3 separate regions of the Homo sapiens genome follow, and all the other regions are linked to region 1. Evidence: read pairs that join two places in POLR2A ChIA-PET (ENCODE). Cell type or tissue: GM12878. All regions are shown on one strand.

Region 1 (8,000 bases):
GTCTACAGACTGTTACAAAACTCAAACTGGTACATGTGAGCAGGTCCTGTGCCCTAATTCATTAGGTTTCATGGCATTTAAGACATGGGAAAGGCATCTCCAATTTAGGCAGCATGTCTAGATAGAAGCAGAGAAGGATTTGGAACACTAGTCTCTGTGTAGTCCACAAACAGCCTACTAAATAACCACAGATTCCCCAATATTACAATGAAATCCTAAAAAGAGATAACTACTCAGAGCACTTTTTCCATGCCTATCACTTGTGAACAATATAACGTGAGAACTGGTCTTCCCCTCCAAGGATGGGATATATTCAAAAACAACTATCTATTTTATAATTTAGGACACTCTAAGCAGAGCATCAAATATTTCCCACAATGAAGACAGAAATCTTTCTAGGAAGAATGTCCTCTATGCAGTGATCACTCTCTATTAATATTTTTTGACCTAAGTTAAAAAATAAGGGGAAGAGAGATGTAAAGAAAGAAATTTTTTATGCCCTAAGATGAAGCTTCTCTCCATCTGCCCATTAACCTCTGTCCATCTCAGACATGGAAACAATAAATTAGCGGACATGCATGAGAAAACCATTATGTAACTCTGCAGTCATAATCTAATGACCTCTAAATCTGCTGCTTTTTTTTTCTTTTCTCCGTTTTGAACCATGTAGTCACATATTAAATCAAGTAAGAGTGGAAGAAAGCTGAACACAGACTTAAGAAAAGCACCTAGGAAAAAATCTCTTTTATAATAGAAAGAAATACAAAATGTACTAAAAACAAAACCAATGAACATTATTTGCTATAATTGAAAATTAAATTTTACCAAAATTAGTATGTGTATCTTCAAACCTATAAATGATATCTGTCAAAGACAAGGGTCTTAAATGTTGACTCAGAAGGTTGGCAGAATTCTGAGAAAAAAAAAGGGTTCAGTAAGTTATTCCGATGCACTCCTCACCAAAACAGCACTCATAAAGGGAGCCTATAAGCTGAAGCCAACATCCTGTTACTACATCAACTTTAGAAGCATGGAGACACTACACTAACAAAAAGAAGTTAATGCTACTTTAAGAAAAGCAGGTAGCAATTTGGCAGCTCAATAAAATTGTTGATTTCACAATAGGCAATTAATTCTATATCATGAAAAGTTCTTTTCCCTATTACATATCAAGATAATTGTTACCAATACTACTATAGAATCTCAAATATAGCCCTACCCTCATGGTTTCTTATATACTTCTAGTGGCTTGCTGGTATAACAACTACTTCTCTGGGGGAAAAAAAAGTGTGTGTGCATCTATGTACACAAGTTAATTATAAATTGTACCAATATAAAGGGCATGTAGCACACAATATAATGAGAAAGATGAAAGTGATACAGTAAAGATATAGCAGAATGCACCTATTTGTCAGTTATGTATGAGTAACTTCATTGAATCAAATAATAATTTTCAAATATTGGAAGACTAGCTCCTCAATTTTTATGCTATTCATAATGTAATGAACACAAGCGAGGCACTGAAATTTAACCTGCCGGGTTAACATTTTCTCCATCACTTTCTTAAGTTTGTACAATCAACAAAACAATAATTCAATCCCCAATTATTAACATTTAGTAATTTTCATGGTGTAAACGCTACCACCATGGCTGATTCAAACTACTGATGTGGCATCGATGGATAGGGAATTATGAAGAGATACACAATAATACATCATTGTTCAGTATTTCCACTATGATATAGTCAATGTGAATAATCATGAAGGCAAAGGTAACAGTAAAAAGCAGTAAATGAATTAGGAAATAATGTATTTAAATACATCTTTTTTATTTCAATATAATTTATTTAATTGTAAGCTTGCATTACAAATATTTTTAATAATGGCCTTGAGGGCAGATCACTTAAGCCCAGAAATTAGAGACCAGCCTGGGAAACATAGGGAGATCCTGTCTCTAGAAAAAATACAAAAATTATCCAGGCATGGTGATGCATGCCTGCAGTCCCAACTACTTGGGAGGCTGAGGTAAGAGGATCAATTGAGCCCAGGAGGTCAAGGTTGCAGTGAGCCATAATTGTGCCACTGCACTCCAGCCTGGGTGACACAGCAAGATGTGCCTCAAATGATGACTGATGATGATGATGATGATGATGATGATGATGATGATGATGGCCTTGAACAACTGGCTTGCAAAATTAGTGAAAATTTAACAATTAGCTCTGATGAGCTGGTGAAAGCTTGCTCCAGCACATCTTTTGATATTCCCCTGGGCTATTCCCAACAAATATTGTTTTCCAAAATGTTCACTCTGATTTTGTTGCTTGGGCCTCCTAACCTCTCTTACTCATGGAAATAATATTATTGATTACGGCTAGGTGGAAACAGGCCCTAAATAAAACTTTGCATTTGTAATAATTAAAATTCCTTGTAAAAGAACATTTAAACTTGAAGTCCATTTAATTGCAAAAGAATAAACACGAAGGAGAAGTTTAATTAGGCTCAGTGACAACTTCAAAGGCTGTGGAATGTGCTCAAAAGTCACCTTTGAATCACCACAAACATCTCTTTCACTTTTATTCTTTTCTGGTTAAACAGACTGCAAGTTTAAATGTCTTGCTTACTAAAATGGGCAAACATTTTATAGTGATTCCAAAGGTGACTTCTGAGCACAATCCACAGCTTTTGAAGTTGATGTCACTGCTTCTAATTAAATCTAATTACACTGAAGAAGCTGCTATGAGATAGGAAAAGGGAAGGCTGTATATTAAAAGCTAAATGCAAATGATCTCAATTTGGAAAAGTATGCTTAATATTTGCTCAGTTGTCAATATTCCCTCTAAAACTACCCACATCCAGGGGATCTTCTTTCACTTTTATGCTCTCTTAAAGAAGAAATGCTCTCAGACTAACTTGTCCTATGCAAATTGACTATTTTTTTTTTATTTTAATTTTTCCAGGCTGTTTGACCACGGTAGAGTAAATAAGACCTTCTGTACAGGGTTAAGAATTTTAGAAATCATTACTAAATAGATTTTTTAATACTGATGTCTTGCCAAATCAGAAGACAAATAGTGTGAAATAGCTTTTAATGTTTATCTACGTTGAGTTCTTAATCATAAAGCTTTAGCTCAGCATGAGCTTTTAGTTTACACTGAATGAGGAAGAAAGGTTTTAGTTTTTGCAGCATATATATTTCTAGTGCTCCTTTCTGATTTTATGGGCAATCCTGTCTTCATGCTTTCTTAATCTTGAAGCTTTTTCAAAGGCAACATACTGTGCCAAATGTACAGCGATTATGTAATGTGGACAAAAATCCAGTGGGAAATGTGTAGAGCAGATCAAAATCATTCCACTTAAGACCTTTTACAGTCATTTGATCTAATGATGTTCACTAACGTTTGATGTACTAAAAGGCAACCACTGTGTGAACATAAGGTTTGCATCAACATGTGACTTCTCAGTGAAACCGAGATCATTGTGGTCTTTTGAAGACAGTTTTACATACAAAATAATAATATCTATACAGTCCCATGACACACTTTATGAATCACTAAATTTTATGCCACTTCCTATGAAAAATCTTTCTCATGTCAACTGGTCATCAAAGCAGTGTCTTATATGCATGGGAAGCAAAATGGGGAATTTCATTGATTACCCAAATTGAAAGTATAGCTCATATAAATTTTTGGAGAAAAAGTAAATTGTCATCTAGTTTACTAACTTTGACACAGCCACAGATCAAAATTGTTCCATAAACTTATTTAAGCTAGAAAATATTTCCTCATTTCTTTTCATGTTCTACTCTTCAGTTACTTTTTTTCAAGGTTCACCAATACTGTGCACTTCAGGATTCAACTATACATGAGTAACTCTACTATAAGCTCAGACATGTAAAGAGCTTGGAAATCATCACTCCTGTTCTTACAATAAGAAAGAGCTGAACAAACAGAAATGCAACGACTTTTCTTGAGAGAACTGAGATTACAGGGTAAATTTCTATCTAGATATCTGGAAAGACAGCCAAATCCAGAGATTCACAGTATTCCAGGAAAGATTTGCTTACCTGGGGTAGAAGTCTCTGGAGCTCATAAAATGGTAGGAGCACTTAAATGGTAATTTTGCCACATTGCAAAGGCTGAATGGACTAGCATGAGAGTGTAAAATTCCTGGGGTCACAGACTTAGGGAGGCCCCACAATTTTGTTGGCTTTACCTCAAGGAATCCCACCAGATTCTCACAGCGAAGAGCCAACAAAGATCCTTCAGCCAGAAGCAGGAGTTAAAGCTTCAAGGAAATAGGTTAGGAATGCTACGGCCGGAGAAGTAGAGAAGAGGCCTAAGGGAAACCTATACCACTGGCAAAACACTTACCAAAGTCATAGCCCTAAAACACAGGCCCACTGAAAGAGTAGTGTTTAATTGTAAGATTACAGAATTTTTCACCTCTTGCGTTCCTTTGCACAGCAACAGCACTCTGGTATAACAACAGTGGACCATAGCTGAAAGAGCTTCAAGATGTCCACTGTCTTTGAGGAGGAACATTTAAGGGTGTCCAAAGTCAACAGGAGAGAAACATCAAGGACACTAGAGGAATTTAAAGCTTCTGGCACATATTAGCTACAGCAAACATAAACACGGACCAACTCTCAGCAAAATTAACATAAATCCTTACTCTATAAGCCTAATTATGAAAGTTCTTATTATCTAATATATCACATCAAGCAAAAAACTTACAAGGTATACTAAAAGAAAAGAAGACACATAGTCTGAAGAGACAAAGCAAGCATCATCAGGACAGTCTCAGACATGACATTCCATGTTAGAATAAGACAGGAATTTAAAATAACAAATATGATTAATGTGTTAGGGCTTCAACAGAAAAAGTAGACAACACGCAAAAATAGATGGGTAATGTAAGTAGAAAAAAGAAAATTTAAAGAAAAAAACAAAAAGGAATAGTGGAAATTAAAAATGATACAACAAATAATGTCTTTAATGACCCTGAGAGTGACATCAGCAAGAGGATGAGATGAGAGACCAGCACTCATCTCCTCACAGAAATATCAGTTTGAACAGCTTCCATACACACATGGAAATAACTTCACAAGAGCTAAGAAATTCAGGTGAGAGATTACAGCACCTGACAGGAGCACATAAATAAGAAAAAGATGCTTTGAAGAAGGCAGAAAGGACAGTTTCACATTACCCTCATTATCCCTCCCCCTAGCTCAGTAAGTATGGTATAGAAAGAGATACCCTGTGCTTGGCGGAAGTACAAACTGATCACCTGATATTGCTGTGAACCCCAGCACCAGACTGGTCCCTGCAACTCCAGGCTATAGGCCACTCCCTACAGACACAGTCCCCAGGCCTGACCCAGCACAGGCTATAGGCTGGCCCAAGGCCGGATAGGCCTCATGAAGCCAGAACCCATACCTGCTCCCACAGACTCAGGCTCCAGGCCACACACCATGGACCCAGGCTCCAGGCATGCACTGGTGCCAGACCTGCCCTTGTACACCCAGGTTTTAGGCCCATGACAGCACCAGAACAACCCTATGGCTTCAGGTTCCAGGCATACCCTAGCACTAGGCTAGCTCTTAAGGACCCAAGCTCCAGGCCAGCCACCATGGCCCCAGGCTTCAGGCTTGCTGCAGTCATTCTACATCAGCCCAAGTAGACCCAGGACCCATGCCTGCCCCCACAAACTCAGACTCCTAACAACCTCAGCATCAGGCCTGAGCAGACCCAGGCTCCAGGCCCACCCCCATATTTCTGGGCTACAGGTCCACCAGCATGGACCCAGACTTCAGGCCCATTCCGTGTTCCCAGGCAATAAGCCACGTACATCTGTGGGCCACAGATCAAAGCTCCAGGCCCACCCCAGTGCCAGGATGGCACCTGTGTAGCCCCAGGCTCCAGGCCAGCCCGCATGAAACCAAGACCCAGGCCCTCCCCTACAGACTCGGGATCCAGGTCAGTTCAGCATCAAGCTAGCACCTACAGAACCAGTTCTTAGTCCTACCCTATGGCCCAGGCACCAGATCTGCCCCTGTGGACTCAGACTCCAGGCCCACCCCAGTGTGAGGATGGCCCACTGGGACCCAGGTTTCAGGCCTACAGCAGTGCAAGGATAGCTTTGATAGCTCCAGATTCTAAAGGAGTCCCTAAAGACCCAGGACCCAGGCTTGCCCCTATGAGCTCAGTCTCCAGGACTGCCTCAGTGGGTGCCAACACCAAACTGGCACACATGGCCCCGGCTCCAGGCTCAGCCATATATAACTAGATACGATGCCTGCATATATGCACCAAGGCTCCAGGCCTGGCCTCACCCTCATCACCATGCCCGCCCTAGTGGACTCCAGCAGGAGGCCCGCACCTGCAGACTCAGGCTGTATTTCAGCCAAGCTCTAGACCCACACCACTGGACCCAGATGCTAGGCCTATCCCCAAAGATCAAGGCCCTGGGATAGTCTTTGCAGACCTGGGAGCCAGACCCTCCAGCCCACTGACCCAGGCACCAGGAAGCCTCCCTCCCTTGCACCAAGGACTTCAGAAGCAAGCATGCATGTACCCCATTGGCTGTCCTACCTAGTATCTCTAGAAGGGTGAAATGATGACGGACTTTCCCTGCCAAAGCCGGTCTGTAAACACTAGAAGAGGTGCCTACTTCTTCAAGTGTGCAGATCCCAATGCAAAGCCAGAAGGATCACAAGTACTCAGAAAAACATGACACCCATTAAAGGAACAAAATAAAGCATATGTATAGTCCCTAAAGAAAGAAGAGACCTACAAACTGTGGAATAAATAATTCAAAACAATCATCTTTAAGAAGTTCAGTTAGGCTGGGTATAATAGTTCACAGTTGTAATCTCAGCACTTTGAAAGTCCAAGGCAGGAGAATCACTTGAGCCCAAGAGTTCAAGTCCAGCCTGGGCAACATAGAAAGATCCCATTTCTTAAAAAAAAAAAAAAAGAAAAAGAAAATTAATTAGCTAGGTATGGTGATGCTTGCCTGTATTCCATATAGTGCCTATAGCTACTCAGGAAGCTGAGGTGAAAGGATCGCTTGATCCCAGAAGTTTGAGGCTACAGTGAACCATGATTGAGCCACTGCACTCCAGCTTGGATGACAAAGCAAGACCTTAACTTAAAAAAAAAAAAAAAGCTACAAGAGAATACAGAAAGACAATTAAGTAAAATCAGAAGAAAACCAATACATCAATACATGAACTAATGAGTTCAACAAAGAAACCACAAAAAGAAACTAAACAGAAATACTGGAGCTAAAGAACACAATGACTGAGTCAAAACTTTCCACAGACTTCTTCAACAGTAGACCCAATCAAGCAGAAAAAAGAATCAGCAACCTTGAAGATAAGTCATTTGAAATTACCAAATGAATAATAATAACTAATTTTAAAAGAAGTAAAAAACAACCTACAAGTTTTATGGAACACCATAAAACAAACCATTTTATGCATTATGGCCACATCAGAAGGAGAAGAGAAAGAGAGAGGAGAAGAAAGCTTATTTATAGAAATAATGACAGAAAATTTCTCAAATCTGAAAGGAAAGATTGTCATCCAGATCCATAAAACCTAAAGAATCCCAAATACATTAAACCTGAAGAGATCCTCACTGAGACATATTATAATAAAATTCTCAAAAGTCTCAGATCTAAGGGAGAATTTTGAAAATAGCAACAGAAAAGTAATCACATTCAAAAGAACCCTTATAAGAATATGAGCAGATGTCTCAGCAGAAACTTTACAGGCTAGTTTTGAGTGGGATGATATATTCAAAGTACTGAAAGAAAAAAGGGCCAAGAAAGAATACTCTACATGGCAAAACTGTGCTTCAGAAATGAGAGATAGACTTTCCCAGTCAAACAAAAGCTGTGGAATTTTATTACCACTAGACCTCCCTTACAGGAAATGCTAAAGGGTATTCTTTAAGAATGAAACCATTGCTAACTAGCAGCATGAAAACGTATGAAAGT
Region 2 (8,000 bases), 200 kb before region 1:
TAAACATATGATCATGCATGCATGCATACACATATACCGTATTTTCTATGCATTTAACTATGCTCACAGAAACACCACTTGAATTGTTCTGGGTTGATCTCAGAAAAAAAGGCAGAGAAACACAGTAGGACTGCTTTAAAGTTACATGTTCTCTATTTCACCTATATTACAAATGGTCCATGTGGTTTTTGGAGTCTAGAAATACCTAAAGGAACTGATATCACTAGCAAAGATTCCATAAGGCTGACATGTAACTTTGCTTTCCATTTACAGCAGAAACAGCCTAAATTACCGTGGAAACAGAAGCACAATTACTTTGCCAGAATCTGTTATATAAAGTAGTAATAATCACTTTCTCTTGTTGTCAGATAGGAGAATACCACATAAGTAAAGTGGAGAGAAAGTGACTGTAGGGAAAAGAGAGGGGATGTGAAGGTACACACACACACACACACACACACACACACACAAAAGAAAATGAAAAGGGTCTGAATATTATTTTATAAAACTTTGGTTTGTTTTACAAGACAATAAATTAAAGCAATTTTTCTGAGTAGCTCAGGCAGTAAAACAGTTCATCTGAATTAGTCAAAGTGGAAATGTGAGTTTCTGTCTGAAGAACATAGTTTAACCATAAATTCATGATTCTATACTTTCTCTCTAGCCAGTCCAGAAAAAAAGTCTATCTCTTTCTGGTGAAGAGATTTGAAGCATTATCTTCTTTGTAGCATCTGATTCTGTGAAAAGTTAAGGAAAGGCATTCTTTGGATTTCTAAAAATTATGCACTCAGTGTAATCAGGATAGACTAGGTTATACTGAGATAACACCTCCAAAACTGCAGTAGATAAGTGCAACAAATGTATATTTATTGATCATATTACGTGTTCATCCCAGGACAGCTGGGAACTCAGCTCTACATCTTCTCACTCCAGGTTGATGAAGCTTCTATCATCTGGAATGCTGCTGGTTGCCTTGACAGTGGTAGGGAACAATAGCAAACCGAATTTCCTTTTAAATATTCCATCTTGAAGAGACACCTATCACTTCTCCTCACATTTCATTAACCAAGGCAAGTAATGAGGACACGAAGTGTGTTTCATGTCCTGAGGATAGGGAAATGTATTTTGACCATGTGACCAGAAGGAGAGGTAATAGTGACCAATTATAAGAGACCCTCCATGGGAAGGCTGAGCAATGAATTTTGTCTCTTTTCATTGTTGTTTACAAACTCTTTCATCTTAATGATTGTGTGAAAACCTACATTGATTAATATGGTCAAAGGTAATGCATAGCTTATCCTTCATAGTTTCATTTCAGACAAAAATAGAAAAAAAGTAGACTCCTGCTTGCAGAGACCCATTTCCCTGAAATGTTTTCTGGCTTTTTGTTTTTTTGACAAAAGAACAGCCAGCCATTAGAAAATTACTGGGCTTGTAAAAACATCGCTATTATAATAAATATCCTAGAGTCTCAGTGTATGAGCAGTGCTATGGACACCAACTTCTCAGTTTATTTTATGTGCTCTTTCTGCCTCTCTATGTTGAAAGTCAGGGCCTCTGCTTTCTCCAAAGATGTCCTTGGATTGACATCGCCATTATGGCACCAGTTGTTATTGCTGTGCTGTTGCCAAGGTAGCCAAAATATAGACCTGGGTTCAAAGTAGTAACTGGGTGTGTAAGAGGGTAGTCACTTCTACTCTCATGGATACAGCTGCTTGAATGTGACAAATACTATTAAGATCGTGGGTCTTATTACCTCAAACCACAAGGTGCTATCTGAACAAATGCTTGGCTTTTAACTGTCAGATTCTTGAATGTGTCACATTTTTCTTCGGATCTTTGGGTTATTGTAACAGCTGTTTGTAAACATTGTAAAGCCCACATTAGCTACAGAGTGAGTAGAAATATTTTGACCCAAATATCTGCCCCCTGAACCATGATAAGGAATGTAGCCTGTATGCTGACACTTAAGCAGTAGATTTAAATAGAAACTAGGATCAACTTCCAGCTGAATAAGTCAATAGGCATTTTTGATTTCTGACTCCATCTGGGTCAGTTTTCATTCATCAGATGGCCCAAAAACATCCATTGACGTTGAGACCTTAAATGAAAAAAAAAAAAAAAAAGGTAATAAACTAACAGGTATTTCCAACAAGATTTTGGCTGGGCAATATTTTCAATGAGAGTCTAATCTATCCTCTTTGTTTGACAGTTAAAGTTACCAGTGCTTGTTTAATAGCCATCCTTTTCTTTAGAAACAGGGACACAAACAGCTTTAGAATTTGTCATGCTCTGATCTCTTTCATTCTGAAAATACCCCATGCTATTTTATGTGGTGGTAATGAGTTAGATATTTCTAGTGTTTGCCTGGGTAAGCAGTCATGAGGGCTGTTGTAATAAGTAAATAGTAAGACTACATTGCTCTGATAATAGCAACTTTCATTGAAGGATGTGAATGTGCCTTGCAAAAGAATGATATAGAATCCTTAGAAAGGCTTTTATTAGCAGAAATGTAATACAACTATTTTTAAAATGGAAACAGTAAGGCAGAGTGGAGAAAGAATCTCTGATATTGTGTTTCTAGTATCAATTGTAATTTGGGACATCTAAGCTATCAACCCAAGCAGTTAAGAAAAGTTCTAGTAAGAAAATGAACTTGTAGCACATTGAATATTATGGGAAATCTTGTCCTCAGCATTTCTGGATTTTGTAGATCCACATATCTGCCAAGAAGTTGTATTAGATAGTTACCTTTGGAAGCGGCCAAATGATATACATCCAGTTGAAATTGTGATTAGGATTGAAAACATATTTCTTACATTAATAATCTAATCCTTTTGTCCACTCTTTACAAAATAATTAGATATATTATGGCCATGACCCCCAAAAGTTAAAGATATTTCCTATCAAGCTCACTTAAATATAGACAACCATCTACTATTTTATATATAATGGTTATAGCAGTAAAGATAAAGCTCATATATTTGCTTCTGGAAGAAGTACTTTTTTTTTTTTAGAAGATCAACCCTCTTGTTTTTTATTCTAAATATTTGAGTCATAATTAAAGGTAGTTAGGATTAAATACATAAATAACAAGGTAAGGTAGCTTAAGTGTATGCTGGGTAACAGGCAATGTCAGACCAAGATTTTACTGGAGCTAATCAAGACAACTGAATGTGGGATGCATGTTTTCATTGTAAAAATGCAGGCAAGCTTTTTAATGTTTTCTTTTCATGTGATGTTTAGACAAATTGAGGTTTGTTCTTGTCTCATCGAGCTCTCATTTTCTCTTTCTGTCGTTCTTATTCTCTCTCTCTCCCTCCTTCCCTCAAGGAGAATCTCGAAATGAAACTGACAGAGCTGTGTTTCACTCTTTTATGGTGTAATGTTTGTGAGGTTTCTCACATTGTTTACATGTTTCCTTGAAATAAAGATGGCACTTTCATTGAGCATGTGTCCTGAATTTCCTCACAAAATCAAAATTGAAAATGGAGGCTAGAAATAATGCTTAATATCTTTTATGTCTATTTTGTCATGAAAATTATTCTTTGTCAAAACTGGCCCTGTATAAATAGAGAGGAAGAATATATTTTTGCTCTATTGCCTTCTACACCTCTTTGTATTATTCTAGTACATATTCTAGTATGTTTTTCTAGGTTCTACTCCTAAAGTCCCCAGGAGTCCACAGTTTAGTGACCCTGAACATTTAAGATTTTTAGAAAGTGTCTAATTTCTAAATTTTGCATTCTCATCTATTATTACAAGTTTGCTGGAGTTTTCAGTCTTGTGGGCTATAATGTAATAAGGATGTCAATACTTTATGCATCCTATATAGCATGTGAGCAAATAACAATCCTATCAAGATAGTTTCTTTAGAGAATTTTTTGTAGAAATCATCTTATAAACTGTTGCCATATTTCTAAGTTCACAGAAAATAAGTAAAAACAAACCAAACTATACTTAGTGTTTAGTGCCCCTTCTTCCCTCCAAGCTGCCCCTTTCCCTACTCTCCAAAGTCAGAAATGTCAGACTCCTAGAACGTTGTTAATAGGAAACAATCTGAGAGTACTAATTTCCACTAATTCATGAAAGTGTGAATGACTCTTAATCCCTTAAACTCCCAAAGGTTGAGAGTGATTGGAATAGTTGCTACCTAAATAAATCATGAATTTGTAGAACTTTAACATAACAATACATTGATGTAAAAAAGATTCAGATAATACATAAAGATTTATTTTCAGTTAGCACGAGAAGATCATACCAATTTAGATGTTTGCCTCTGCATCTTTTTATCTATAACGCTCGTGATTTACACAGCTTTCTTATTCTTAACTTTTTGCACCACAGAATCTAAAAAGTCCCATTCGTCTTCATTGTGGTTCCTATTTCAGCAGCTGCAAGGCACTGGTGTGTGGGGAAAGTGTGGCAGGAAAGAAGGTATTGTGTACATTGATTTTGGGTAAATCAGAAACTGTGTATTTGCATTCAACTAGGGACTTTCTGGGGATACTGCCTGACTTGAAACTGTGAGGAGTTCAGGGTCTGTGGAAGGTTGTTGAGAAAATATTTAAGTTCCTGAAATCACACCATTGGTGTAGCCTTTTCTATCCTTTATATGTGACTTAAAATTCATTTTGTTCATTTCTAAATGAAATAAATGAGGTTTATACACCATAACCCTAGCTTCCTAGCTGTGGTGCTAGTATTCACTAGTCCCGTGTTTTTCAGAAAATCATTTTATCTCTTTTTGACTCAATTATCTCCTGAATCAAATGGGATCATGATTCTAGCTGTGTCTTTCAAAGGTGCTGTTGGAGAAATGATGGACGAATAGATATGAACATGCTGAGACAAAGTTAGGGATATTATGCAAATTTTACATATTTTAATTATCAAATATTAAGAGACAGGACAAAATGCAGCTTTAAAATATTTTCTTTAACTCTTTATTATAACTAATTTCTTGTCGAGATCTAGGTTAAGATTTAGGGAAGTCATAATGTGAACTACTTTGTTGAAACTGAAATTAACATGAAGTTTCAGATTTTATAAAGTAGTTATTGGAATACCTTTATAAAACTGCTTGCCCTCTTGCCTTTAAGAATGCCAGGGAACTCAACATACTTCTCAGGGTCCTTAAACACAATCAATGACAAAATAGTTTTTTTTTTTCCCTGAAAAAATAATCAGTGTTATTCCAGGTAAGGATTCAAAGATATTTGAACATATGTGATAAACTAAAATTAAACTGGACTAAAATTAAAACTACAGTTTTAATTTTATATCACACAAAGCATTTATGAGAGTATATTGTTTAATTTGTAACCCAAGAAACAGTCTTTGGGAATGTCAAGATGCAATTGAGGAAATGTTTCAGGGGGTTGGGTCCTGTATTAGATTGAAATGGAGGCAAGAAAGAGTAAGGCTTTCTATATTAATGGCATTGGGGTCCTTTTACACCAACAGTCTATGAAGCTTTAGAAAAGAGAGAGAGGCACAAAGCAATCTATTCAGCAAGACATACATATATACAGTATTTGGTTTTGCATTACACCCAAAAAGATGGTGTAGTGCAAAGCCAAACACTGTACAACTCACTTCCATAGACTGGAATTTCACAGACTTGGGTTGATATTGTGTGTCTGATTATATGCCTAAACAATAACTCTATTTGATAAAAATCTTAATTACAACTATCCATACTAATATTCAACTATCAATACTAATATTCAAAGTATTTCACAATGGATCTTATGCTTTCTAAAATGCAAAACATTAGATCTTTCCAGCAATTATAAACAGATGTTAAATATTTCTTTATAATACATATTCATTATATATTACATATATATTGATCTATATATATAAATACTTACAAGCACGTGTATATAAAATTAACAGTCTCAAACCTTGTCAAAATTATTCTATTACAAAGTCAAGTTTTTCTTTGATTTACGTTACTATTGTACTTTAAAGTTATTCTTCCTTTATGAAGGGATCTGGGAACACTATATCCAGACACTTAATGCAAACTGGTCTACTGGACATTACATGGTGCCAAAATCAGATACTTGTGAATTTAACACACCTAAGGCCATCTTTACATTAGTACATTGCTCACAGCTTCAGCAGAAAGCATATTGGACAAAGTCACCTGCTAAATAACTTGGCTCAGGAAGTCAGAAAATAAGCCACTGACCTCCAAAATGAGAAGAATGATGGTGAAAGGATAAGCCAAAAATGTAGGTCACTTTGATTCCTGATTTTCTGTCACTCCCGCTTCTAATCCACACCAAGTTTACCTCTTAAACTTCCCTTATATTCATGAATGTCCTTTCAGCACACCTCTCTAATGATCATTAAACCCTTTGAATCATTGAAATACTTTCTCAATGGTTTCTTATAGTCTAGCTCCCCTGAAATTAATTTTCACAATTGCAGTCAAATAACCTTCCAAAAAGGTTCAAATAATATCAAATCTCTCTCCCCGCTGCTGAAAAGTCTTTTACACCACTTCCCTTAGCCCTAATGACAAATGGATAGGTTTGTTTTGTTGTTCATGTTAGACTTTGTCTTTCATATGGTTGGTTTACCTCAACTTTCTCAAGATTCTTGGATGTGTAGTCACATTTATAAATGATGAACTATATTGAATAGCACAGGTAGCTGACACATATTCTGTTTGCTTCTGTTCACTACCATTTCCCCGTGAGGCCTCTCACCTGAAAGAGAAGCCTGAGTGAAGGTTCTGTGTAAGTGAGGGAAGTCAGGGGAATGTTTTCACAGCCAGTCTCTTTGAAGTGCCCCTGGGAAAAATTGCAGGTTTCAGAGCAGGAGCCTCCTACAGGCTGTAGTCCAGTGCATTTTACTACCAAAAGAAGTGCTCTTCTGCCTTTTATTTTAAACTTATTTTGTGGTGTGTGTGTGTGTGTGTGTGTGTGTGTGTGTTTGTGTGGCTAAAATCATGTTAGGATGTGCTCCACTTGTCTGTCAGACCCCGGCATCTTCACAAAGATAATTTTGTTATAAAGATCACCCACTTGCACTTCATTTTGAGAATAGTCCTTGGGCTTAAGCCCTGGAACAAAAGCCTTTGCTACCAAACCATAGCTCTATTTACACCTGTATGGAAAGGAAGAGTTCTACTGTCCCAGCTCTTTGGAAAATAGCTGTCTAAAAAATGACCCTGGATTGCCCCCTCGCCTATCCCTGCCTTCTTTATTTGTTGATTCACCTTCGAGGTCTCTTAATGACTTCTGCTAAATTTCATCTTCTTTTATTTCCCTACCAATCATATTTCACTTATGCTATTCTCATAAGTTTTTATTATTTATTAACTTATTTACTTCAGAAATTTCAACTTTTATTATAGATTAAAGGGTACATGTTCAGATTTGTCACCTGGGTATACTGTGTGATGCTGAGGCTTGGAGTCCCAATGATCCTGTCACCCAGGCAGTAAGCTTGGTACCTAACAGTACCCCTGCCCGCTTGCCACCCTCCCCCATCTAGTAGTCCCAAATGTTTATAAAATTTTGATTCACTAATGGTACACTTTATTTTTTCTTTCCATAGTGTCATGTTCTCTTTCATTTTAATTCACCATTTCTGTCAATTCAAGGAGAATCTGAGGCAAAGAAAATACAGACAGATTTGAACTTACTAGATCAATTTGAACCAGAAGCTTAAGTTTACCTTTAATTTTGTTGGAAAAATAGTTTGAGTAAATTAATAATTTGATCATTAAATTATAAAAGACAGTTGTAACATCTAGGAAAACTTACTATTTTTAGGACCATTAACTTCAAAACTGTTTCTATTAATTTACAAACAACTTTATGCATTCTTATTAAAGATGATTCTTTAAGAATCAATTTAGAAAACTTAATTATCTGATCATATCAAAATTAACAAGATTAAATATATTTATATATTTTTTATTTTCTAATTCAGATAGACATTATTTTAAGGAATTTCAGTTAGTTAATTATTAAATATCA
Region 3 (8,000 bases), 190 kb after region 1:
TAAAAATGTAGGAAGCTTCACCTCACTGCAACATGTGAAGACTGGCCAGCATCTCCTAAAGAATCTGATGAGGAAACAGATTGCTCACTTTCAGGTGGTACAAGAGGCTTAATGTTGGCAAACATGCAGCTGATTGCTAACGCTCACCCTTTGCCACCACCTCCAGCAACAAGAAAAAAATTAGGACTCCTGCATACTCCCACTGCGGATTAGTTTTTATTTGTGGTCTTTTATTTCTTTTTAATGTAGTCAAGATAGTCTGATGTTCCCTGTATACAAATATTGGGGGAGAGGTTACACAAAGTGTGAGTTACCTCAGGCCAAACCTAAAATAGCCCTGGTTCTCCCATCCCCAAACTTCAAAGTCAGCCCCATTCTCCCTGCTTCTTCTTCTGCGGTGACTCTGCAGTAGTCACAGGCCAAACAGCCTGGGTGGTCCCCCCATACCCAAGCATTCCCTGAGCCAGGGAGCAACCACATACCCTCAATCTGGGGTAGGGTAGGCAGGGGAGAAAAAGATAGAGCTGATAAACACACTCTGGCTTCCCTGAACTCCCCTTTGGGGAAAGTCAACAATATACAAGCTGACTGTGCTTACACAAGGCAAAGCTTTCCAACAGTACAGCATTGTCTGTGCTGTCTAAGATTTTTCCTTCCTTACTACAGTATAGCAATATGGGAGGCCACGTGGCACTTCACGGGCGGTGGGAAGATCATGAAACTGGAAGCAAAAAGACCCATGTCTAAATTCCTAACACTCGATGGCAATCATTATTCCTCACTTCATATTTCTTCAGGTATTGGGCACTAAGGCTTATTTATTTGTTCACTTATTTCCTGAAGATGGGAAAAAAGGTATTTTTCTCAAATTTCCTCAGCCTTTGACTCTGTTTTAAAGCATTGATTTATGGCAAATAAATTTCAGTCTTCAAGAGAATTCAACAGGAATCAACTTTAGCATCTTCTAGAGAGCAGACAGGAGCTCTCAGTGGGTGCCCTACACTCACTTTTGTGGAAAGAGAAAAGAGGATTTTTAAACTCAGCATAACTTTTCAGTGGAATCAGGAACTGAACAGTAACATTATCCCAGTTGTGCATTAGAAAATCCTCTTTCTCCAGTGTGTAATGGGACTTTAATCTGAGGGATGCTATCCAGAAAGGCCTGGTAGAAACAGAGAGCCACAAGCCTATGGAGTTCTAGGAGAAGTGCCTTTTCTTTATGAAACCCATAAATAAACCAGTTCCAGTATCTAGAAGAATACAAAGGTTTTCTGAATTTTTTTTAAAAAAGGGTGCTGGGGTGGGGGGTCTGGATATTCTAAGACCATGTGCTGGAGGGTGTGGGGAAAGAACTGGCTTTTCTTTGAAACAAGAAGATGTATTTGGCACCTCTGTCCAACGGATACCTGGAGCAGATTCTATGGTCACAAGCTGTTATATCTAATTTTATTCCCCCTAGTTTTCTTTATTATGAGTCCCATACTGTTTTGAGTCTTTCCATCCTTTACAACTGTTGAATCTTTTCTACAGATCTGTAAAAACAAACAAGCCATTTCCAGATTACCAGCCAGCAACACCACATCCTGTGTTACAGCTGATGATAAGGAAGGAGGCAGGTAGTTCCCCTGACACATCTAGGAAGCATCCTCCTTCTTCAAACAGAAGCACACAGCATTCAATTCCAGGCAACGTTTGTCTGACCTTGTGGTCTACTGAGCTGAAATGGTTACACTCTTCTTTTTCTCTAAATCTATAGATTATGTTTTTCCTTTGACATTTTTCCTTTTTTCAAATTTTCTTATATAAGAAAATAACCTCCTGGGGGAAAGCTGTATTGGCTTTCACTATGAGCCCCAGGTGTATCCTAATTAGCTTTAAAACTTATATATATATTTAAAAAAAAAAACTTCAAGTTGAAGACAACTAAAGCAACCAGCAGCCATAGTTTGGGCTAATTAACTCTCTGGTAATAGTGACTAGAAACTGTGGTCTCAAAGATGTGATGATGATGTAGCTACCCAGGATCATATCTGCTCTTTTAATTTCTTTTAAGTTAATCAGCTTAGTAATAATTAGCAACCTGAAATTATTTTTGTCTCTAGCTATTATTTATTATTTTCCTCTTCCATTTATGTGTTCTTCACTCTCTCCCAGCAAACCCCTCCAATCACCACTTAAAATACAGGAGTTTCCTTCTTCTCCCTCCTCCCCAAACATATGCAAACATACACTGAAGAGGGCAAACATAGGGTCTAATGTTTCTTTTGCATCCTGAATTTTGTATTCTCAGAACCAAAGGTAGACTGAGTATGAGCCAAAAGGGGGGAAAGTATTGTCATACTCCACTGTCTCAGAGAACTAGAATCTTTCCCATCTTCCTCATCTCCTCAAGGAAATGCTGTGCCCACTGGGAGTAGTCTCTTCCTAGCTGATCTGTAACATAAGGAAAACCACACCTGAGGTTATAGTTGGCCCGGAGAGAGACCTACATGCCCTAATCATGCACAGCTGTACAGCCTTCCGGGCTATCCTGTGACAGCCAGCAAGTGGGCTGGAAAGATTGCAATAAAAATGCACTCAGTCCTACTGACTCCTCTCTCATCACCCTATAAGGGAAGGTTCCCTTTCAGGACAGCCTATATTTTGTCCAGCTTATACTTTATATTGCCTAAGAAGTCTACTCAAAAAACTTAGACAAGAAATAAGTCTCTAATCTTCTATTGAGGAAAGAGAATATTGGCCTAGAATTCAAAAGAGCTATCCTCTCACTCCTTCTCTGCCATTAACTAGTTTTGTGGCTTTAAAGAAATCATTGTCTTCTCATAAAATTAAGCCACAGAATTTCTAAGGCCGCTTCCACCTCTAAAGGTTCTATGAAGGGACAGTTTTCCCATTAGCCCCTTTGAAGACTAATTGCTAACTTCTGTACAGATGTAAGGTGGATAATCAGACTCAAAGAAACACAGATATACACTTCATGGGACTTGAAGGGAATTTTCAAAGACACTCTTTTCTGAAATCAAGAGAGCTCTTACAGGGCCAATGTTGGTTATAATATCTACATGAAACATAATATTTTTCTGATACACTGATCACCAGTCAGAGGTTAACTTGAGATCCCCTGGTGAAGCAATAAAGCAACTTTAAAAGTTGAACTAAAATGAATATATATGACTACAACAATAGAAACACCAAATGAACATTTTAGTCCTTATTTTGTGCCAGACACGGAGTTAGGGATTTCTGCATGTGTTATCTCAGCGCAGCATTATACACACGCTCTGTCCTCTCATTCTGTTCTCCAATTATCCCCCCAAGCTGGCCTGCCATCTGCCCACCTCCTGCACAGAGATGTTGTATGAGAAAGGACCTTTATGCATAGCACACCCAATCAGCTCTTGTCCACCCTAAGGCCTTCCACAAACCATCATCTCAATTGATTGCCTCCCTGTGGAAGGAAAAGAGCTCCATATTTGTCAAAAAGAAAAGAAGTCTCTGTTTTTCTGGGTTTTTTTTTCCTGGTGTATTTCCTTCAAGTCTCCAGGAGTATTTTATCTACACAAGGAGGGACATTCTAGTGTCTAGATCAATATCTGCAAAAGCTTTTAAGCTATAATAACCATGATCTTCAGCACTCAGTATATTTTGACAAGACCCCCCTCTATGTCAAGTGAGATGAGTAAACTACAAGTGAGATTGGTAAACTCTTAGGCAGGAATTTTTAGACCCACTCTTTTCAGTAGAAAGGTCCATAATCATTAAGTCAAATGCAAGGGGAAAAGCATTCCCAATCATATAGTTTTAATTCCCTGTAAGTCCAACCAGCACAAACTTCATCACTACATTGTAGTGTTGCTAACTAATGAGTTGAATTTTGGCAGCCCATTAATCTTAATTTTGTAAACACTGATTTTTTTTTCCTGGGTTTTGAATGGAGCTAAAATTAGCTCTTTTTTTTTTTTAAGTTTAACCTCCATTTCAACTTCCTGCTACTGAGTTTTTTATTACAACAAACAGCTCTATCCTTGACCAGGATCTAAAAAGAAGTCAGAAGACTTCTGGGAATTATGACCCCACCTCTCATTTTGTTTCACACGCTTCCCTGTCCCCTTTGGGAAATTGACTTCTAAGGAAACTCACTTGAGGCTCAATTAAAACTACGGGCACAGAGAAGAGGGGGCACGTCCTCACCTTTTCCTCCCCAGTGAGGACTGTTTTAAGGACTAATCCTACATAGGAAGATTTTTGTGGGCTTGCAGGATAAGACAAAACTTGGAGGTGCACCACAGAACTCACTCATTTGACAATTGCTGGATCATCTCAAGTTACCCTTACAAGTATAAATGCCTAAGATGGAGACTGGAAGGAACTGTCCCATCAAAGGGAGCGTTCATGGCTTTCAATCTTTCCCCAGCTCTCTCTGGCTTCTTAGCCATTGCCATTTCGCAAATACAGTATAGGGAACAGCAGTTTTATTAGTGTAAGAGAATGTATGAACTACACTCCATTGAGTTACGATAGCTAAGACAGTCATTACACATGGCCCATTTTCTCATTATGCTCTCTCTTAGCATCTCCTCACTTACAATAGGCTAGTCTATCCCTCTTCCTTTTTCTCTGGGGTAGCCTATTCCAGAAGACTTTCAGCCCCTTCCCTTATTTTTCTCAAACCTACCGTATTGCAGCCTCCCAGACACTCTCTTCCCTTCTCTATTGCACTCCTTTAGTCTGTTCTCATGATTTCAGATTTATACTGTTAAATACCAGTCCAGTCTCTGAGCATTCTTTGCTCACTTGTGATAAACCAAACAATCACATTTCTTCCACAGAAGCATCCTGACATTTATCACTCTTCTTTAAGTTTTCATGTTACTCACTGAAATTCTAAAAGCAGTCGCCAAATCCATCTGTGAGGTAATCTTTTCACTGTATTGTATTTTGCTATATTAGTGGTGATGATGAGAAAAGGCCCAATTGTCAGACAGCAGACAGCCAGGTAGAATCCCGGTTCTCTGCTATATACCATTTCTGTGTCCTTGGGTACATTATATAAGCTCTCTGAGCCTGGTTTTTTTTTTTTCCATCTACAAATTGAAGATAGGATAGTCTCTGCCTCACAAGGTAGTTGTGAAAATTAAAAAAGATCCTGTGTGTAAATCTTCAGCACAGTGCCTGGCACACAATAGGTACTTAATAAACATTAGCTACAAAACAAAACTATACCAAATTGTTTTAAAGATTATATCCTTAGCTCCCAATTGCAGTTTGAGGGTTGTCACCCAGATGTACAATTCCATGTTTAGAAATATTTTATGCTAGAGAATGAGAAATATGGTATGTGTCTGTGAATGTAATTTTAATCTCTCCTATACTCACCTGCCTCCATATCTGAAATCAAGTAATAAAGGCCTGCATTTCATATGATGTTGTAAATTAGCACTAGGAAAAATAGAAAGAGGTAGAAATGTAGTCCCTCCCTTCTGAAATCTATCTAGAAAAGAAGGCACACTGCATAGTATTCCATGGTGTATATGTGCCACATTTTCTTAATCCAGTCTATCATTGATGGACATTTGAGTTGGTTCCAAGTCTTTGCTATTGTGAATAGTGCTGCAATAAACATATGTGTGCATGTGCCTTTATAGCAGCATGATTTATAATCCCTTGGGTATATACCCAGTAATGGGATGGCTGGGTCAAATGGTATTTCTAGTTCTAGATCCTTGAGGAATTGCCACAATGTCTTCCACAAAGGTTGAACTAGTTTACAGTCCCATTGAACAGTAAGAACACTTGGACACAGGAAAGGGAACATCACACACCGGGGCCTGTCGTGGGGTTGGGGGAGAGGGGAGGGAAAACATTAGGAGATATACCTAATGTAAATGACAAGTTAATGGGTGCAGCACACCAACATGGCACATGTATACATATGTAACAAACCTGCACGTTGTGCACATGTACCCTAAAACTTAAAGTATAATAACAATAAAAAAAAAAGAAAATGTGAGGCTCAAAAAAAAGAAAAAAAAAAAAAGAAGGCACACAATCGACAAGTAAATAATAGCCACAAGAGAGCCCATTCACAAATCTGTAATACTTGTTGGCTAAATGAGTGGCATAGACAGTTCTTTGAGTTAAGACAATCCCTGCCTGACATGTCCTAGGAAGTATTCAGGGAGTGAGAAGAATTCAAGCTTGGCCTTGAAACACGGGCCTGTTTGGATCAAGTTAGAAAAGTAGAGTGAACATTACCAGCAGTGGAATTTCAGAAAGAGTAGCCCAGAGTCTGGTCAGAATAGAGTATATTCAGTAGAGAGTTATGTTCAGAATTTTGCTGGAGCACAGTAGGAAGATTTTGTACCTACATTCAATGAAAGGCATAATGGGATTAACTTATGTTGAATTCCTGGGTATGGACTTTGACTTTGAATTTCCCATTGTGGTCCATTGAGTATGAGAAAGAAGTTTCATGTGGAGATCTCCTAGCAATTGATAGTGGTTCATTAGAAATCTGTGTTCTTAGGCCATGGGCTCTTAGGCAAACAAAGAATGATTGATTACTAATGTCTACCATGAGGAGTGGGAAAGAGGTGGCCTATATGTTTTAAGTCCACCATGCAGGCAATACAATGTGAATCAATGAGTGCAATTTTAGACAAAAAGTAACATGATAAAAGAGATGTTTTAAAAAAGATCAATTTGGCAACAGATCATTGGATGGACTGCTAAGAGAGACAAAGCAAGAAAACCAGACCTGTTTTGCCAGAACCAGGACAGCAACCATGTAAATAAACATAGAAGAAGGAAGGAATTTAAGAGATTGTAACGGCAATTTGGCCAGGTGTGGTTGTGTGTGCTGGTAGTTCCAGCTTTTTTGGAGGCAGAAGTGAATTTCCTGAGTGCAGGAGTTTGAGGCTGCAGTGAGCTATGATTATGCCTCTGTACTCCAGCCTGGGCTTACAGAGTGAGACCCCATCTCTTAAAAAAAAAAAAAAAAGTAAAGAAAAGAGATTTTATTAAAAGCAAATCAATATACCTAGCACAAATACTAAAGGGTCTTTAAATCAAGTTGAGACATTTTGATTCTTGAGAAGGGTACCATATTGGCTAGGTCTTATAACAGGAAAGCCTGGTTTATTTCATTCATCTATTACCAAGTATTGTCACTTAGCAGAAAGTAAGGGCATTTGAGATGGAGTACAGATAAGCTCAGACAGATAATAGATAAAGAACGATTTGGATGTGGTGCCTTCTAAGTTCAGTGAGTATTTTGGTGAACCTGGTAAAAGTTTGATGGCAAAGCAGGGGCCCACCTAGAGGGAGTCAGTGACCATGGGCAGAAATGGTGGAAGACACTAAGCATAAATCTTGCCTTTGTCATGATTTTGACCAGTAGCTCTGGCCATGGCTTATTTCACCCACTCTTATCTTTCCATTTTGTTTACAATGTGTACAAAATGGCACCATGGCAGTTAAGCCAGAAGCAAAGACACAGGGCTGAAGCCAGATCTAGTTTCAAGGACAGGTAACTCAAAAGACCTCTTGGAGCAAGGGCAGAGGGAAAAGGGACTGTCCCTATAATCATTGACACTGCAAGTTTATTTATTTATTCATTCATTCATTCATTGAGGGACCATTATACATGAAGCTCTGAACTAAAAGCCATTTCAGCCAGGTGCAGTGGCTCATTCCTACAATCCAAACACTTTGGGAAGCTGAGGTGGGAGGATCACTTGAGCCCAGGAGTTTGAGACCAGCTTGGGCAACAAAGTGAGATCCTGTCTCTACAAATAATGATAATAGTAGCCATTTTAAAATTATGAGTAACGTACATATCCTCCAGACACTTACGCTTGACCCAGCAGAAAAGACATGCATATATTAAAATGAAGGAATACAGTGAGAAATGGCAGAGGCCATAAATAGCAAATGTCCCTGCCTTGTATCTAGCCAGTAATAGTCTTGGATATGCTGCTTTCTGGAATGTCATCAGTAAG

Evidence for each region. Peaks named below come from ENCODE experiments on the same cell type or tissue, not always from the same donor. Only the 100,000 strongest peaks of a DNase experiment are listed, where the experiment ranks them.
Region 2: POLR2A ChIA-PET joins it to region 1 with 5 read pairs; 1 of 35 experiments calls an interaction of 5 or more read pairs at or near these places.
Region 3: POLR2A ChIA-PET joins it to region 1 with 5 read pairs; 2 of 35 experiments call an interaction of 5 or more read pairs at or near these places.

Annotation. Positions count from the first base shown.
Region 1 is chr5:89,227,819-89,235,818 of GRCh38, reverse strand. All of the region lies in intron 7 of MEF2C-AS1 (MEF2C antisense RNA 1), which reads right to left. Among named protein-coding and RNA genes, the nearest start is that of MEF2C-AS1, 350 kb to the right of the region's middle. In GM12878, no CTCF peak of the experiment used is centred here; a DNase peak (open chromatin) is centred at 3,438; H3K4me3 peaks cover 958 bases; H3K27ac peaks cover 5,811 bases.
Region 2 is chr5:89,431,990-89,439,989 of GRCh38, reverse strand. The region is part of intron 8 of MEF2C-AS1 (MEF2C antisense RNA 1); the gene reads right to left. Among named protein-coding and RNA genes, the nearest start is that of LINC02161, 150 kb to the left of the region's middle. In GM12878, a CTCF peak has its summit at 4,417; DNase peaks (open chromatin) are centred at 3,349 and 4,449; H3K4me3 peaks cover 1,150 bases; H3K27ac peaks cover 6,040 bases.
Region 3 is chr5:89,037,490-89,045,489 of GRCh38, reverse strand. All of the region lies in intron 3 of MEF2C-AS1 (MEF2C antisense RNA 1), which reads right to left. Among named protein-coding and RNA genes, the nearest start is that of MEF2C-AS1, 160 kb to the right of the region's middle. In GM12878, no CTCF peak of the experiment used is centred here; no DNase peak of the experiment used is centred here.